Regions from separate parts of the Homo sapiens genome. Here region 1 is linked to region 2. A link is a loop called in an ENCODE intact Hi-C map of the cell type or tissue named here. Cell type or tissue: Panc1. All regions are shown on one strand. Each heading gives the region's core, and the rest is flanking DNA. Links, peaks and the distances in the headings are about the cores only.

Region 1 (8,371 bases), core at 170-8,169, 95 kb after region 2:
GAGCTAGGCTGTGGACAGAAAACAGAAGACAAAGTCCCTGCCCCAGGAACACACTGAGAAAGGGGGAAAGTGACCACACTAGGGAGCACAGAGGAGGGAGACTACTGGCTCCGAGTTGGGAAGGCTGCCTGGAGGAGGGGGCCTGAAGAATGAGCAGAATCTCAGAATCTGGGCAGGGGGCATAGGAGGGAGGCCTGGGCTGGGGCCCTTGCCCACTGGGTGAGAGAAGGAAGGGCACAGTCCAGCTGCCCAAAGCCCTTGGATGCAGGAATTAGGACTCTTGTTAGACGCAGGGACATGGGGGGTGTGGCCGGAAAGCAGCCCAGTGCCAGGGTCCTGGGAGTCCCCGGCTAGCAGCCCACTGCCCGAAAGGGAGGGAGAGAGGCAAACTGGAAGCCCCTTAGAGGTGACCCACCTAGCTTTCCGTCACCTGCCCTCTTACCTAACCATGACCTGAGACATTTTCTCCTCTAACTCCATGGCTCCTGAGAGGAGTCTTTAGACTCGTAGTTTGCTTTGCATTTTCCACTTGTTAGAAAAATGCTTTGTGGTGCCCATCCTCGTGTGCATAACTTTGCTTTCTTTTACTTTAGTTCCTTAGATTCCCAAAAGTGGTCAAAGGGTTGGGATTTTTTCCTAGCTCTTGATATTGCCAGATTAATTTCCAAAGGGGCCGTACCAATATATAACCCTGCAACAGTTGAACAGCACGCTGATTTCACAGCAATCTTGCCAGCACTGCGTGTTCTCAAAAATGAGAACATTTCTAATGCAGTAGGTGGGAAGTGTTACCTCGTTGGTCATTGTTACTTGTTTATTGGAGTGGCTTTCCTTCCACGCCTGAAGTTGAACCTTCCCCCAAATATTTGTTAGGCCACCGCATTCCCTCCTTCCTGCAGTATGCAGTGTTTTCAGGTTCTTTGCCCATTTATCTACAGGGGTCTTAACCTTTTAGTTGGGTATGAGCTTTATCTTATCTGGCGTACATTTTCCTTCAACACTGTTATTTGCTTTTGTTGAGCTTTAAGCAGAGAAGGGACTTTTAGCCAGATCAGCATTGTGGACACCTCCCCCTGACCCTGGTCTCCTGCCTCAGTGCTCACCACACCTGAGACCTTGTCCAGTGCTCTTGCTGCCTGTGGATCTGTCCCGCCTGTTGTGCCCATGGAGGAAAGGATGGAGGCCACCAGCCTTGGTTGAGTGGATGGCATTCTGACGTTGGGCAGGGCTGGGCAGGGCAGGGTGGAGGGCAGGTCGTTGCAGGCCCGGAGGCAGGGAGACTGTTGTGCAAGACGTGACAGTGACCTGGCCTAAAGCTGATGAATTTGAGCCCTCGGCTAGGGCAAGGGACAGGGGAGAGAGGCGTGGATGTGAGAGATATTTAGGTAGAAACTAGTTCTTTCCACTTTGATTAGCCGAAGGGGGGTTAAGGGAAGGAGGCAGAGGGGGGAGCCACGGGTGACTCTTAGGATCAGTAATGTGATAAGAGCAGAGTGCCCCAGTTTAGGGCTGGGAGCTCAGGGTTCCTGGGTGCTTTTGGCCAGTCCTGTGCGAGTGAAGCGGGCTGGTATTGGTAGGTATCCAGGAGCTACCCCTGCCTGCCTAGCCCTGCAGCAGACCTCTGGGCCAAAGCTGCACTAAGTTTCTGGTCCTGCCTCCTCCTCCCCTCCGTGATTTCGGTGGCATCCCAAGTTTGCCCAAGCTGCTAGCTCTGAGCCCATTACAGAGATGGGGCCACTGAGATCCAGGCAGGGGAGAAGATGCTCCAGTATCACCCTGTGAGTTGGGCTGGAGGCAGCTTCTGCGGCAGAGGGGCTGGGCTCTGGTCCTCACCCCTCCCCCTGCCTCCCGAGGCCAGGCTGGCGCCGGCCAGGGGAGCCGCAGCTGGTCCCCTGCTGGGCCCCTGACCTGCCCTTGGCCTCTGCCCCGACCCCGTCCCGCCTCGGTGGAAGCCCCAGCTCAGCCGACTCGCAGGTCCCACCCGACTGCTTCGGCTAGCACCCGTTGGCTCACCGGCCCGCCGGGCCCGCCCCCGGAGCCCCGCCCCGGCCCGCCCCTCGGAGTTGTAACTCCACGTCCGAAGGCAGTTTCCAAGGTGGAAGCTGGGTCCGGCTGCCAGGAAGCGGCCGGTGCGCGGGCTGCGCGGGCTGCGCGGGGCTCGGCTTCCACGTGCGAGCCTGCACCGCCGCCCCGCCCTCTCCTGGCGGCCAGGCCTGGGGACTCTCTGCCGCGGGACGGCGCCTCGCGTTCCGCCGTGGCAGTGGCCGTGGCCAGAACGTCCACGCGCGGTCGTCCACCGCCGGATCTCGCTCCAGGTCTCTTTCCTTTTGTTCTCTCCTAGGGGTAGGGGGAGATGGGGGACCGGGGGCCAGACCACCTCTGAGAGGACTCGCTGAGGCCCAGCACCTCGGCGCCTCCTCTGTTCCCCTGGCCCACCTGGCCCTGGGGGAGATCTAGGCCTCGAACGGCACTCCTCGCACGCACACCCCCAGCCAGAGTCGGAAGCTCGAACTTGGGGAGCGTTCGCGAGAAGACCGAGACAGGAGCAGAAAGGGGGTATGGAGGGAGGCGGCTGCGACCTCAGGGTACCCCAAGATGAGCCTCGAAGGGGCGGTTAGCCGCTCAGCCCTCTTCTCGAGGACCCTTCCCCGGGCCGAGCTGCTGCCTGGGGGGTTTCTTGGGGCGCCTTGTTGGGAGTCCTCATGGTGGGGGACCCTGGGCTCCCGCCTTCAGGACGCGGGGCCGGCTTCAAGTCTGAGCCCCCTCGGCCCTCCGGTAGCTCACACCGCGCCTTCTCTCTCTTCGCAGCGCCCGTGGTCCAGCGTGTAGGGAGCCGATCGCCCATGGAGGGTCTGGGCCGCTCGTGCCTGTGGCTGCGTCGGGAGCTGTCGCCCCCGCGGCCGCGGCTCCTGCTCCTGGACTGCCGCAGCCGCGAGCTGTACGAGTCGGCGCGCATCGGTGGGGCGCTGAGCGTGGCCCTGCCGGCGCTCCTGCTGCGCCGCCTGCGGAGGGGCAGCCTGTCGGTGCGCGCGCTCCTGCCTGGGCCGCCGCTGCAGCCGCCCCCGCCTGCCCCCGTGCTCCTGTACGACCAGGGCGGGGGCCGGCGCCGGCGCGGGGAGGCCGAGGCCGAGGCCGAGGAGTGGGAGGCCGAGTCGGTGCTGGGCACCCTGCTGCAGAAGCTGCGAGAGGAAGGCTACCTGGCCTACTACCTCCAGGGTAGGTGCCGCGGGGCCCTCCTTCCAGGGGGTTCGGGATTCATTTGACCTTAGGCCAGCCCCACTTCTTTTTTTCTAAAGCGAGTTGAGGCCCCCCTCCCCTGATGACCTGCCAGGCTGCTTTGAGAGGAGGGAAGCCTGAGTGTGACCGTGGGGAAGTTCTTCACCCTCGGCAGCCCAGTCTCTGAGCCTGGAAAATGGGGAGAATTAGCCTGACCTGAGCTAGTTCTCAGGATGCTCAAGAACGAATTACAAAGTGCGGGCTCCCCAGGGTCTCGGCAAGGGTATCCCCACCTCCCCAACCTGCTCAGGAATGAGCAAGGGAGGCAGGGGTCAGACAGCACTGGTGCAATCACGGCTCACTGAAGCCTCCTGGGCTCAAGCGATCCTCCTGCCTTAGCCTCCCGAACAGCATATAAAGTGTCAGGTGTCCAGCCCGGGGAAATAGTATCTGTAAATAGAGATGCTGGCTTCTTGAGCCATATTCTCCCCCAAGTTCCCCCACATCTTGGGGTCCCACTTCATCCCTGAGAGTCAGGAGATGCCCAGGCAGAGAGCTGACATCTGAGTTCCTCCTTTTCTTTAGCTGATGGCCGCAGTCCTCCCTAAGGCTGGCAGTGCATCTCGGCTCTGTTGAGCCCTCACACCTGCCTCAGCTTGACCCTAGGGGTGTAAGATCCTTTCCGGTGGCTCAGCGTGAGCCCAGCTTCTTGCAGCCCGAGCTGACTGAGGGTGGCTAGGGCCCCACGTGGGTACCAGGACACACCAAGCTGCTGGGTTTTGTGTTCCCTTTGGGAACATTTGCAAACCCTCCAAGTTGTCCAGGGTCATCTCCCCAGCCCCAGACAGAGGCACTTGGCTGCCCAGAAGGCCAGGTCAGCAGGCCCCATGCCCTCTCCCCAACAGGAGGCTTCAGCAGATTCCAGGCCGAGTGCCCTCACCTGTGTGAGACCAGCCTTGCTGGCCGTGCCGGCTCCAGCATGGCGCCGGTGCCCGGTCCAGTGCCCGTGGTGGGGTTGGGCAGCCTGTGCCTGGGCTCCGACTGCTCTGATGCGGAATCCGAGGCTGACCGCGACTCCATGAGCTGTGGCCTGGATTCGGAGGGTGCCACACCCCCACCAGTGGGGCTGCGGGCATCCTTCCCTGTCCAGATCCTGCCCAACCTCTATCTGGGCAGTGCCCGGGATTCCGCCAATTTGGAGAGCCTGGCCAAACTGGGCATCCGCTACATCCTCAATGTCACCCCCAACCTCCCAAACTTCTTCGAGAAGAATGGTGACTTTCACTACAAGCAGATCCCCATCTCCGACCACTGGAGCCAGAACCTGTCGCGGTTCTTTCCGGAGGCCATTGAGTTCATTGGTGAGTCCACCCCACCCACCCTTCCCTCCTGTCCTCCCCAAGGCCTGCTCTGGCCTCCCCCTTGTGAGTACTCCTCCCAAGCCCCGCTGCCATTCCCAGAGCCAAAAGCCTAGGTGACAGTTCTAGGGGACAGGCAGAGCTAGGGCGGCCCCCAGAGGCCACTAGAGAAACCTGCAGGTCGTGGCCATCTGGCCCAGGGGGCAGGGCGGGGCCTTTGAGGGCCCTTCGGAAGGCCTCGGCCTCACACACGCCTGCCCTCCGGGTCTCCCGGGCCCTTTCCTGCCCCATCTAGATGAGGCCTTGTCCCAGAACTGCGGGGTGCTCGTCCACTGCTTGGCGGGGGTCAGCCGTTCTGTCACCGTCACTGTGGCCTACCTCATGCAGAAGCTCCACCTCTCTCTCAACGATGCCTATGACCTGGTCAAGAGGAAGAAGTCTAACATCTCCCCCAACTTCAACTTCATGGGGCAGTTGCTGGACTTTGAGCGCAGCTTGCGGCTGGAGGAGCGCCACTCGCAGGAGCAGGGCAGTGGGGGGCAGGCATCTGCGGCCTCCAACCCGCCCTCCTTCTTCACCACCCCCACCAGTGATGGCGCCTTCGAGCTGGCCCCCACCTAGGGCCCCGTGGCCGGCAGGCCGGCCCCTGCCCCACCCCCACCCACGGGTGTCCCTGCCCACTCGTGTGGCAAGGGAGGGGAGGGCAGGAGGGCTCGGCCTGAGCAGGGTGCTGGGGGGAGAGCGCAATACCTCACGCGGGCTGCCGTCCTAATCAACGTGCCTATGGCGGGACCACGCTCGGAGCCTGCCTCTTCTGCGACTGTTACTTTTTCTTTGCGGGATGGGGGTGGGGGTTCCCTCTCCAGGTGGTTGTCCAGGCCCAGGTCCCGGCCCTGGGTGCTCAGCCAGCTCGGCTAGGCCCTGCGCCTCCCTGCGCTTCCCCCTTCAGGAAGGGTGTGTGCCACCTCGTTGCACTGGATCCCAGTGGCTGCTTGGGGGAGAGGCGTTTGCCATCACTGGTGTTGTCACCTCCCTGTTTCTCCACCAAGGGCTTGGGCCTCTCGGGGCTGGGGCCTCCCAGGGGATGGGGACCCAGAGTGCAGTGGCCGCCCACATCCATGGCCTAGGAGCTACTGGGCAGGTTCCCGGCCACACATCTGGTGGGCTGTTTTGTTTTTTTTTTTTCCTCTTCCCCCAGATGTCTTGACGGGATCACTGGGGCTCTTTGTGAGTGAGGGTGGCCAAACTACCGCCGGAGGAGATGGGGTCTCAGAGCGAGAGCTGCGGAGGGGGAGGGGAAGAAGAAGGCCTCACTTTTGCTGCTGCGGGGCCCACACAGCCGCTGCTACTTTGGGGGGTGGGGAAGGGGCCAAGCTGCAGACACACACAGTCATTCATTTCTGTCCACACCCCTGTGGGTGGCGGGTGTGCGTGTGTGTGCTTGTGTGTGCGCACGTGTCGGCGCTCACACACACATGCTAGCCCACTGATGCACCCAGCCCAGGGCTGGCAGTCTTTGCAGCGTGGGGCCGTCTCACCCTGGAGCCTGGAGAGGATCTATGCTTGTTTGTTTTTGTAATCCATATCATAGTTGCTTTCTTTAATTGTTCCTTCTGAATAAACAGTTTATTTAAGATACTGAGTAGAGAGAGAAGCTACCTCCTGAGCGCCTTGGAGGGTTTGGGGGAAGGTGGGGAAGGAGGCCCTCTTGGTCTCTCTGGACTGCCCATGGTGGAAAGGGGCATGTGCCAGGCTGGCCAGGGACTCAAGTGCCACCCCACTCCCTGCCCCATGTTATCATTTCCCATCTTGTGCTTACACTGCCCGCTGGCCCACGCTCTGAGTCGCCCATTCATTCACCTCCATTTGAACCCCTAGTCTGTGCCACACACTGTCCTGGGGACTAGGTTGCAGCAGTGAGCTCCGCCTGCTCACAGCAGACTTTCTAGTGGGGGAAGAAACGACAAATGCAACAGTCACAGCACTGCGGTTGTGCCGTAGACGTTCATTGCCATGGACAGAGCAGAAAAGTGAGGGGCCAGCACTCACAACTGATCCCTGAGACACCGGCCAAGTCAGCCCCGAGCCCTGCCTGGAGCCTCCTGAGGGCTGCCCCGGCTGGGTGGCATCCTGAGAGTGACAGGGAGGGGTGTGGGCAGACTGGCACATGTGAGTGTTGTGGTTGTCTGGCTGTGGAATTTGGGCTGCAAAGGCCCAGGCTGGGGACTAGAAGAGCCCCATGGAGAACATGGAGACCAACGGGCCACCTAAAGGGACAGAGGTGAACTGCACCTCTCCTCATATTGGGACACTGCAAGTGCCTTCTCCACACCATAACTGGTGGGGTCTATAAGGCTGTGACTCTCCACCATGGACATGTAGTAGAGGGGAAGGGCAGCTGGAGGGTGGCGGGGAGCGAGTGCAGCCAGAGAAAGCTGTGGAGGCTTTGGAGCAATGTGGCCCAGAACCCACAATCTAAAGGCATATGCGTGAATGGCTGAGCTGGTAGGAAAGGAAGAGCAAGGTGATGAACTGAGAAATGAGGTGAATCCTCTGGGCCAGCGGAGTAAGCCACTCTGGGGTTAGCCCAGGAGCCAGGACCCTCCACTGGAACGCAGCCCCACCAACACCTTGATTTCTGTCCAGTGAAATCTATTTTGAATGGCTGATCTACTGAAATGGAAGATGTGAAATCTGTGTTGCTGTAAGCCACTAACTCTGTGGTAATTTATTACAGCAGCCACAGAAATCTACTAGAACAGGTGACCTAGGAAGATATATCCCAAATAAAGAAGAGGGTGTGTGCTGATCTTGACCTTGGATCTGGGGGGAAGTGGAATAAAAGGAAAATGTTCCCCCTCCCCTGAGAGCTTATAGCCACAAGCTGAACTGTTCTTTTAGAGTGGTCTAGGCATAGAGTAGTGGACACTCCAGAATCTCTCTCAGAGGTACTTAGAAACAGTGATTCAGCCGGGCACGGTGGCTTACACCTGTAATCCCAGTACTTTGGGAGGCTCACCTGAGGTCAGGAGTTCAAGACCAGCCCGGCCAACATGGGGAAACCCTGTCTCTACTAAAAATACAAAAAAAAAAAAAAAAAAAAAAAACTGAGCTGGGCATGGTGGCACGTGCCTGTAATCCCAGCTACTTGGGAGGTTGAGGCACAAGAAGCACTTGAACCCAGGAGGCGGAGGTTGCAGTAAGCTGGGATTGCGCCACTGCACTCCAGCCTGCATGACAGAGTGACAGAGTGATGAGAGAGTGAGAGTGAGGCCCTGTCTCAAAACAAACAAACAAAACAAAACAAAACAAAACAAGAAACAGTGATCTGGCTGCTGGAGAAGGCTCCTGGATTTGTCTTGAAGCTGCATTCGACTATCTTACCTACAGGGTTTACTGAGATTGTGACAGCCCAATAAAAATAGCAGTTTAAAACATAAATAAAATACATTTTTAAAGTTTCTTATTTTAGAAACAAGGTCTCAATATAGAACTTAAATAGGCCAGGTGCAGTGCCTCAGCCTCCCAAAGTGCTGAGATTACAGGCATGAGCCACCGCACCTGGCCTATTTAAGTTTTAAATGAAGTGGTTCAGAGGTCATATTGCTCCAGAGTGACCAGCAGAAGCAAGCACAAATCCTCTGTGGAGGGAGGGATGTCCTTTAAACACAGGCCTCAAAGCACCGCTATAGAAAATTCCAAAATACGTAATTTTTTAAAATCCTAAAATGTACAAGGAAACAAGCCACCATGAGTTATAGAAACATTTAGCATGTGAATTCAAGTATCAGTCCTGC
Region 2 (8,250 bases), core at 251-8,250:
ACACCCTAACAATGTGGTGACCACGAGGGGGCAGAGCTGGGGCTCCAGGGGCAGCATGGAGGGTGGTCTCAGGCCCCCAGTGCCTGCTAGCCCTCGTCATCTTGCAGCCTCCTGAGAAGGAAGGCGCCCTCCCACGCCAGGTGGGCAATAAGACGGAGTGCGCCCTGCTGGGCTTCGTCTTGGACCTGAAGCGGGACTTCCAGCCCGTGCGCGAGCAGATCCCGGAAGACAAGCTTTACAAAGTGTACACCTTCAACTCGGTCCGCAAGTCCATGAGCACAGTCATCCGCATGCCCGACGGTGGCTTCCGCCTCTTCAGCAAGGGGGCCTCAGAGATCCTCTTGAAAAAGTGAGTGAGCAGCAGGGAGGTGCCGGGGTACGCACGGAGTTTCTGATTCTATTGTCGTGGTAAAAGAGGCCGAACGTAAAATTCACCATTTCAACCACTTTACAGTGTACAGTTGAATGGCATTAAGCACGTTCACAATATCATGCAACCGTCACCACTACCCAGTTCCAAAACACCTCCATCAACCCGGAAAGAAACCCCAGGCCCATGAGCAGCCCTCCCCACGCCCCTCCCCAGCCTCATGTGCTTCCTGTCTGTATGGATTTGCCTGTCTGGACATTTCCTATCAAGGGACTCATACACTGTGTGGCCTTTTGTGTCTGGCTTCTTTCCTTAGTGTAAAGTTTTTCCGTTTCCCTCAGATATTAGACCTTCCTTTCTTTTTTTGTTTTGTTTTGTTTTTTCCCTCAAGCCATCCTCCTACGTCAGTGTCCCCCGTAGCTGGGATTACATGTGCATGCCACCACGCCCAGCGAATTTTCAAATTTTTTGTAGAGCTGGGGTCTCCTCATGTTGCCCAGGGTGGTCTTGAAGTCTTGGGCTCAAGCGATCCACCCACCCGGCCTCCCTAAGTGCTAGGATTACAGGAATGAGCCACTGCCACCAGCCCGAACTTCCATTCTTTCTAAGGCTGAGTAATATCCATTGTATGCTAAAGAGCATTGTGTTGGTCCATCCATCCCTTCATCTGTCTACCAGCACGTCTACCAGCACGTGAGTCGTTTCCACCTTTTGGCTGTCACGAGTCACGCTGCTGTGAATATTCACGTACAAGTTTTTGTTTGAACCCATGTTTTCAATTCTTTTGCGTGGACATCTAGGAGAGGAATGGCTGGGTCGTGGTGTCCACGAAACTGTTTTCCACAGGGGCAGCACCGTTTCACATTCCCACCAGCGACATAGGAGGGTTCCACCTTCTCCCCATCTTCAACAGCACTTATTTTCTGGTGTGACAATGCTGATGGGGGCCATCCTTGTGGGTGTGAGGCAATATCTCCTGGTGGTTTTGATCTGTGTTTCCTTGATGACTAACAACGCTGAGCCTCTTTTGCTGTGCTGACTGGCCATTTGCCTGTCTTCCTTGGGGAAATGTCTGTCCTAGCCCTTTGCTCATTGCTGAGTTGGGTTGTTTGTCTTTTTATTGTTGGGCTGTAACATTTTTTCTGTATTCTGGATCCTAGATCCTTATCAGCTATGCGATTTCTACACATTCTGTCCCATTCTGTGGCCTGTCTTCACTCTCTTGATAGTGTCCTTAGGTGCACAAATGTTTTAAATCGTGATGACGTCCAGTTGATCTATTTTCTTGTTGTTGCTTAGAGATGATGAAAATTTTCTTAGAGATGATGAAAATTTTCTGGAATTGGAGACTGGTGATGGTCGTGCAGCTCTGTGACTATACTAAAAACCATCGAATTATCTACTTTAAATGGGTGGACTGTGTGGTGCGTGAATTATATCCCAATAAAGCTATTAGAACAAAGTAAGGGAGAGTGCACAGCGTCACCTCCAAATGCCCTGGCTTCCCCACTCCCACTCAGCCTTCCCGGACTCCACACCCTTGGCCTTGGCGTCTCTGTCCACAAGTCACCTCGCTCCTCATGACTGCCGTCCCAGGGCCCTCAGGGCAAGGTCCTCTGCAGGACGCCCAGGGCTCCCCAAAGGCCCAGGCCCACGCTCCTTCCTGTGTTCTGCGGACTGGACCACCAAGTGCACCCTGCCTGGCCGCCCCACCCACAGCGCTCTCCCAGAACTCTGCCAGGTGCAGCGCTCACTGCCAGGGCCAGGACCACCTCCTCCCTGGAGCCATCCCTGCTGGTGTGGGGGCCTCAGCCCTCTTTCTGTGCTTCTTTTTTGGTGGGCACTGAGGGACACTGAGGCACTGCGGACAAAAGGCCCAGCCCAGCTTCACTCCCCCTTACTCCCATGCCTCAGTTTCCCTGGTGGCATGGAGATCACAGAATACTTATCTCTGGGGAGGGGTGTGAGGGTTCCGTGGGTGAATCCACATCCATAGGAGGCTCTCCGTCCACACAGCTTCTGTTATGATCATTTCCTTCGTCACCAGCCTCCCATGCAGTGGCAGCACCTGGCACTCACAGCCCCACTGGCTTCTTCCACCATGCCCGCCTCTGTGACCCTCGGCTCCTTTGCTCCCTCCTCTCCCCACCTGAATCCTCCCAAGTCCTGTCCCTTTTGAGAAGCTCCTGGAGTCATGAGCGCTCTACTGAGGCTGTGGCTGCCTGGACGTGGTTATAGCGATTGTCCACAGACTTCAGTTTTTGCCCAGGTTCCACCCGCTTGCCCTATGAAGTCTGTGGTGGAGCTGCCATGAGCCACATGCTCCTGCCTCCCTCCCGGTCTCTCAGCCTGCAGCAGTGCATGAGCGTCCTGGTGCCCTCAAGCAACAGAAATGGATTCTCCCCCAGTTCTGGAGGCCGGAAGTCCAAAAGCAGGGCGTGGGCAGGGCCGAAGCGCCTCCAAAGCATCTCAGAGAGGATGCATCCTGCATCCTCCAGCTTCTGGTGGTGGCTGCCAGTCCTCGCGTTCCTCAGCTTGCAGCTGACCCTCTCTAATCTCTGCCTGTTGTCACACGCCCTTCTCCCTGTGTGTCTGTGTTCTCACACGGGGCACTCCTCTCTGATAAGGACCCCAGTCCTTGACTAAGCCCCCAATCCAGTGTGACCAGCGCTGTTCCTTGTTGTTCTCTCCCCACCTCCACCTCATCTCTGCCCACCCCCTGCCTAGGTGCACCAACATCTTGAACAGCAATGGCGAACTCCGGGGCTTTCGGCCTCGGGACCGGGACGACATGGTGAGGAAGATCATCGAGCCGATGGCTTGCGATGGCCTCCGCACCATCTGCATCGCCTACCGGGACTTCTCTGCAGGCCAGGAGCCCGACTGGGACAACGAGAATGAGGTCGTGGGTGACCTCACCTGCATAGCTGTCGTGGGCATTGAGGACCCTGTGCGGCCCGAGGTAGCCACCACCTTCTCTGTGAGCTGCCCTGGTAACTGTGCCCTCTGCCCGAGCTTGTCCGGACTGGTAGGGGCGGCCTTCCTTCACACACAGCTGCTGCGGTCCCTCCGTAGTACACTTGAGCCCCGTCCTGGGTGCTCTCACCCTGACACCCGCACAAAGGCTCTGTCCTGCCTGCTGGAAAGCCCTTCCCGCTTGACCTATGGGCCCAGCTCAGGCTCCACCTTCTACCAGGTGAGAAGGTGGCAGTGGCGGAGAGACCGTCGACATTTGGGATCTGATCCACCCAGGACCGATGGACTGGAGGTGGTGCTGAAGCCTGAGGGGACACAGGTTTGGGGCACAGGGTGGGCGTTTATTGGTTGAGGGTTTGGCTGGGGCTACTCTACGGTCAGGACGTCCTGTGGCGAGCTCACAGCAAAGGTCCTGGCGGGAAAGGGAGCCCAGAAGCATATCCCCATATGGACGATGCCACCAGGGGAGTCCAGATGAGGGGACCTCGAGGGCCGCGTGGCAGATGCCATGGCCTTGACACTGGGAAGTCACTTTGTTGTTGAAAGATCCCAGACCCTGGAGAGTGTGGAGGATGGCCGGCCCCGGAGGGAGAATGCAAGGCATGGGGTGCCCCTCTGTCTCCCCAGGGCCTCTGCATGGCACCCACCTGTGTCACAAGCAGGGCCACTGTGACCCTGACAACTTGTCTTTGTAGGAGCCACCCTGGGGGTGCAGGTGCAACCTGGGAGGAGAAGCTTCTGGGCTCTCCTTCGGGAGACAGGCATTCATGTATTGGATCATGTAGCAAAAACACTCAATTCAAAGACAGTGCGTCTAAACGCCAGCCATGGCTCATGTCAACAGAGCAGCCCCGTGCCCCGAGGAGAACATGGTCACTGCGCCCAGAGAGGGAGCACCTCGAGCTTGCCCTGGGAGAAAATGGGTGGTAGCGGAGGACAGGGGACAGAAGTCCAGCGAGGGAAATGGGCCCCGCAAAGGCGGGCAGCGGCATGAGTCCCGGGCCCCACTGAGCCTGGGAGAGCAGAAGGAGAGGGTGCTGGTGAGGCGAAGCAAGGCCACACTTGGGGACAGGAGCCATCGAGTCCCTCTGTTGGACCAGGGAGCAACTGAAGCACAGAGCAGAGGAAGGAATCTTGCCAGAGGGGCCTGGGGAATAGGGACAGCTCCTTTCCAGCTTAAGAGTGGCTGAGAGAGAGTCCAAGGGGTAGACCACAGTGACAGGGCCAGGCTGCGGAGGCTGGGCAGACCCCCACAAAGACTGGCCAGCCTGGTGGTGGCTGAGGAGGACGCACAGAAGGCCCAGCGAAGTCCTGGGTGCCGGCAACAGGCAGTAGGACACAAGGGCCTCACTGAAACCGCCAGGGTGCTTGGAGATGCGGCACGGCTGCAGCCAGAGGAGGGCCCGTGAGGCTGGGCCCTGGGGAGCCATAGGAAGCCTGTGGCTGGGGTGGTATTGATGCTGGAGCTGGGCCGGCCGGGGGCACTGGCAACTTCTCCAGACACCTGGCTGGCTGCTGTGCTGTGGGGCCTTGGGGAGAAGGCAGGGAGCAGGGCTGAGCAGGCGAGGAAGGACAGCCTGGCCTGGCCCTTTGGGGCCATGGGGAAGGAACTGGGCTACACACACTGGGCCTGAGGAGGGAGGAGGCCTGGGTTCGCAGCTGCTGGTTTTCAGGCTCGTCACGGCCACTTGGTGGCAGCAGAGGGGTGGCTTCCAGACTTTTCAGGGACAGGCATTCGCTGGCTCAAAGGAGAATTGTCTTCTTGTGGCTCGTGATCTTGTTATCCAGCACCCCAAGATCCTCAGAGAGTACGAAGTGTCCCCGAGGCTGGCAGTGAGGCCACTTAGTGGTATATGCTGCAGGAACCATTGGATCACCCTGTCACAGCTTAGAGTGGGGCCCCCAGCTGTCTCCCTGGCAAAGATCACAGCCCCCCTGCCCATGGCCTCAGGGGGCGCCAGGATTCAGGGACTCCCAGGTCAATGTCCTCCCCTGGTGTCTCCCGGCTGCCCTACCCCTGGCTCCCACTCCTGCGTGTCTACTCCCCACCGCCGCAGGCTCCCCAGGCCTGGCGGCTCGGCCACACCTAGGCTTCTACACTTACCCGACGGTGCTCACAAGCCCCACTGCCTAGGCTTGACCTCCTCATTCAGGTTCCCAAACTCTGAACCTGGCTCCTCTTCTCCTCTCCCCCTGCCCGTCTACCTCAGTGGCATCAGCTGCCTGACCCTGTCTCTCTGTCCCCGAGCCTGAAGAGCCACATACCTCTTCATTTGGGAACTGTCTTCCCTGTCCCCCCACCACTGGGACAATGCCACCACCTCCCGGCCAGTCTCCTGGCTTCCCGCTCTCAACCCCTTGCAGGCTGTTCGCTTTCCACTCAGCACTGGGGAACCTCTTTCTCTTTCTCCAGAATCTAATGTGATGCAGGTGGTCCCCAACTTTTAACAATTTTGTAACTTGGTGCAAAGGTGATGCACATTCAGCAGAAACTTTACTTCGAGTCCCATGCTTTTCCCTTTCAGTGCAGGATTCAATGAGTTACATGAGATAATCAGCACTGTATTCCACAATAGGCTTTGTGTTCAATGCTTTTGCCCAACTGTAGGCTAACACAAGTGTTCTGAGCACGTGAATCGGATGGCTTTACTCTCACCTCTGCTGGACCTTGGGCCACCTGCAGATCTGATGGAGGAAGGGGTACTGCCTCAACCCAAAATACGTCTTGCCTCGATGGCCCCGCCCACCTCTCTTGTCTCTTCTAGGTCCCTGAAGCTATCCGAAAATGCCAGCGTGCTGGCATCACAGTCCGCATGGTGACTGGGGACAACATCAACACGGCCCGGGCCATCGCAGCCAAATGCGGCATCATCCAGCCCGGGGAGGACTTCCTGTGCCTAGAAGGGAAGGAGTTCAACCGGCGGATCCGCAATGAGAAAGGCGAGGTAGCACCCGGCTGTCTGCCACCCCAGACCCCCCTTCTCCTCACCCCAGCCCCCTGCGTGCCCGCCTTAGCTCTGCAGCGTCCTTGTGCTTCCCCTCCCCAGATAGAACAGGAGCGGCTGGACAAGGTGTGGCCCAAGCTGAGGGTGCTGGCCCGGTCGTCTCCCACCGACAAGCACACACTGGTCAAAGGTAGCCGAGCCCCCACACCCCTTTCCTGGGGTGGCCAGCCCGAGGTTGTCTGCTTCCTGACACCAAAAGCCAGGTTCCCAAACAGGTCCCCAGGGCCTGCCTAGGAAGCTGGGTCCATTTGTCCCATTAGCCCAGAGCAGCAGGGCAGGGGCCCATGAGGGAACCAGGGTTCGGGGAGGGCTAGTGACTCACTCCAAGTCACACAGTGAGTCTCTAGAAGCAGTGGGTCTAGAGCCAGGGACCCAGGATTGTGTCCCCAGGCCCTAACCAGATCCCTATCCTCCCACCCTGGCCCTGTCACTCAGTGAGATTTGCTTACTTATTTGGGGATAGGAGATGATCCAGGTGACGGGGAGCACAGATAATTGGGACAGTCAGGACGGGGTAATCCCAAAGGGTTTTCACAGCCAACCTACCCCCATAGCTCCCTGGGCAGGGCTACACAGGGTTGTGGTGACAGATGGCCCCAGCCCTGCCCTGCCCTGATCTGTCTTCCAGGGATTATCGACAGCACCACTGGTGAGCAGCGGCAGGTGGTGGCTGTGACAGGGGATGGCACCAACGATGGGCCGGCCCTCAAGAAGGCGGACGTGGGCTTCGCCATGGTAAGCCACCTGGTGCCCGCCCAGCTCACCACGGCAGATGGGGCCTGCATCTGTCCCATGGACATTAGCTTTGTACCAGGAAGTGGGAGCCAGTGTCGGGGCAGGTTACAGAGTGCCTGAAGGTTCTTTCTTTCACATCCTGGCCACTTGGGCCTGCGTGGGCTCTGCCAGTCGGGGGACATGTGGTTAAAGGCATCTGCTGTGATGCCCAAGGTGACAGTGGGCCCCAGACATACTGTGGAGAGGAAGGGGAATGGGGGGTGGGGGCTCATCACTGATGGCATTGCCCACCCCCGTCCTCTCTAAATGGACTCTCAGCCCCAGATGAGGTGAGCAGAGTCCCCAGATGTGCTCTTCCTCTGCACTTCCTTCCTGTTGCTCACCCACTGAGCAGGGTAGCCCTGCAGACGCCACCCACATGGCTGGTTGCGGCCCCTCAGTGGCCCCACAGCCACTGAACGCAGCAACCTGGTGAGCCCCTCTCCCTGCCCTACCGAAAAGGAGTGTCACCCAGGGAACCCAGCCCAGTCCTTCCCAGCACCCGTAGCCCAGAAGGGAGCTCCAGCCCAAGCTTCGAGAGGTGGCAGCTCTCACGGGGCCAGGCTTGGGGCAGAGGAGAGGACTGCGCAGCTTGGCACAGCTGCAGCTGCGCCTCCATGGGACAGGGACTCCTCTGCAAGGAGCCGCCCCGCCCAGGGTGTCCCCATGCAGGACTTCCCAGGGCTCCTTAGCCAGCAAGCCTCTCTGGAGTGCTAAGAACAGACCACGCTGCTTGGTGGCCACGTGGTGGCAGCTGGGCTTTATGTGTAAAGCTGTGTTGATGCCATGTCATCAGCACCCTCTGTGTTTATGAGCAAAGCCCCCCCCCCCACCGTGACATGTGACAACTTACTGTTTGTAGTACAAGAATGTGTTGCATTAAAAAAAAGCAACAAAAAACAGTGCTGTTCTTGGCTTTGGGGGGCGGGGTGGGATGTTATTCAGAAGGGGAGAGCAGGGAGCCAGCCCAGGCGGGCCAGGTGATCAAGGGGGGCTGGGGAAGGGGCCCCCACAAACACTCTGTGTGAGTGTGTGTGTCACCCCCCCAGGGCATCGCAGGGACCGACGTGGCCAAGGAGGCCTCCGACATCATCCTGACCGATGACAACTTCACCAGCATCGTCA

What was found. Hi-C counts contacts between places; a loop is a spot of excess contacts. Peaks named below come from ENCODE experiments on the same cell type or tissue, not always from the same donor. Only the 100,000 strongest peaks of a DNase experiment are listed, where the experiment ranks them.
Region 1: a loop joins it to region 2, with 4 times the contacts of the local background. A loop is called at or near these places in 85 of 110 quality-filtered maps.

What each region holds. Positions count from the first base shown.
Region 1 is chrX:153,645,111-153,653,481 of GRCh38, forward strand. It overlaps DUSP9 (dual specificity phosphatase 9), which reads left to right and starts at 2,093. Exons shown (of 4, transcript NM_001318503.2): 1 at 2,093-2,315; 2 at 2,809-3,216; 3 at 4,122-4,577; 4 at 4,870-6,216. The coding sequence starts at 2,844. The coding sequence ends at 5,195. In Panc1, for the core only: CTCF peaks have their summits at 4,737, 4,939 and 6,853; no DNase peak of the experiment used is centred there; H3K4me3 peaks cover 942 bases.
Region 2 is chrX:153,549,938-153,558,187 of GRCh38, forward strand. ATP2B3 (ATPase plasma membrane Ca2+ transporting 3) reads left to right here. Exons shown (of 22, transcript NM_001001344.3): 12 at 108-349; 13 at 3,098-3,332; 14 at 6,112-6,291; 15 at 6,394-6,481; 16 at 6,980-7,086; 17 at 8,175-8,250. Among named protein-coding and RNA genes, the nearest start is that of ATP2B3, 36 kb to the left of the region's middle. In Panc1, for the core only: no CTCF peak of the experiment used is centred there; a DNase peak (open chromatin) is centred at 5,094.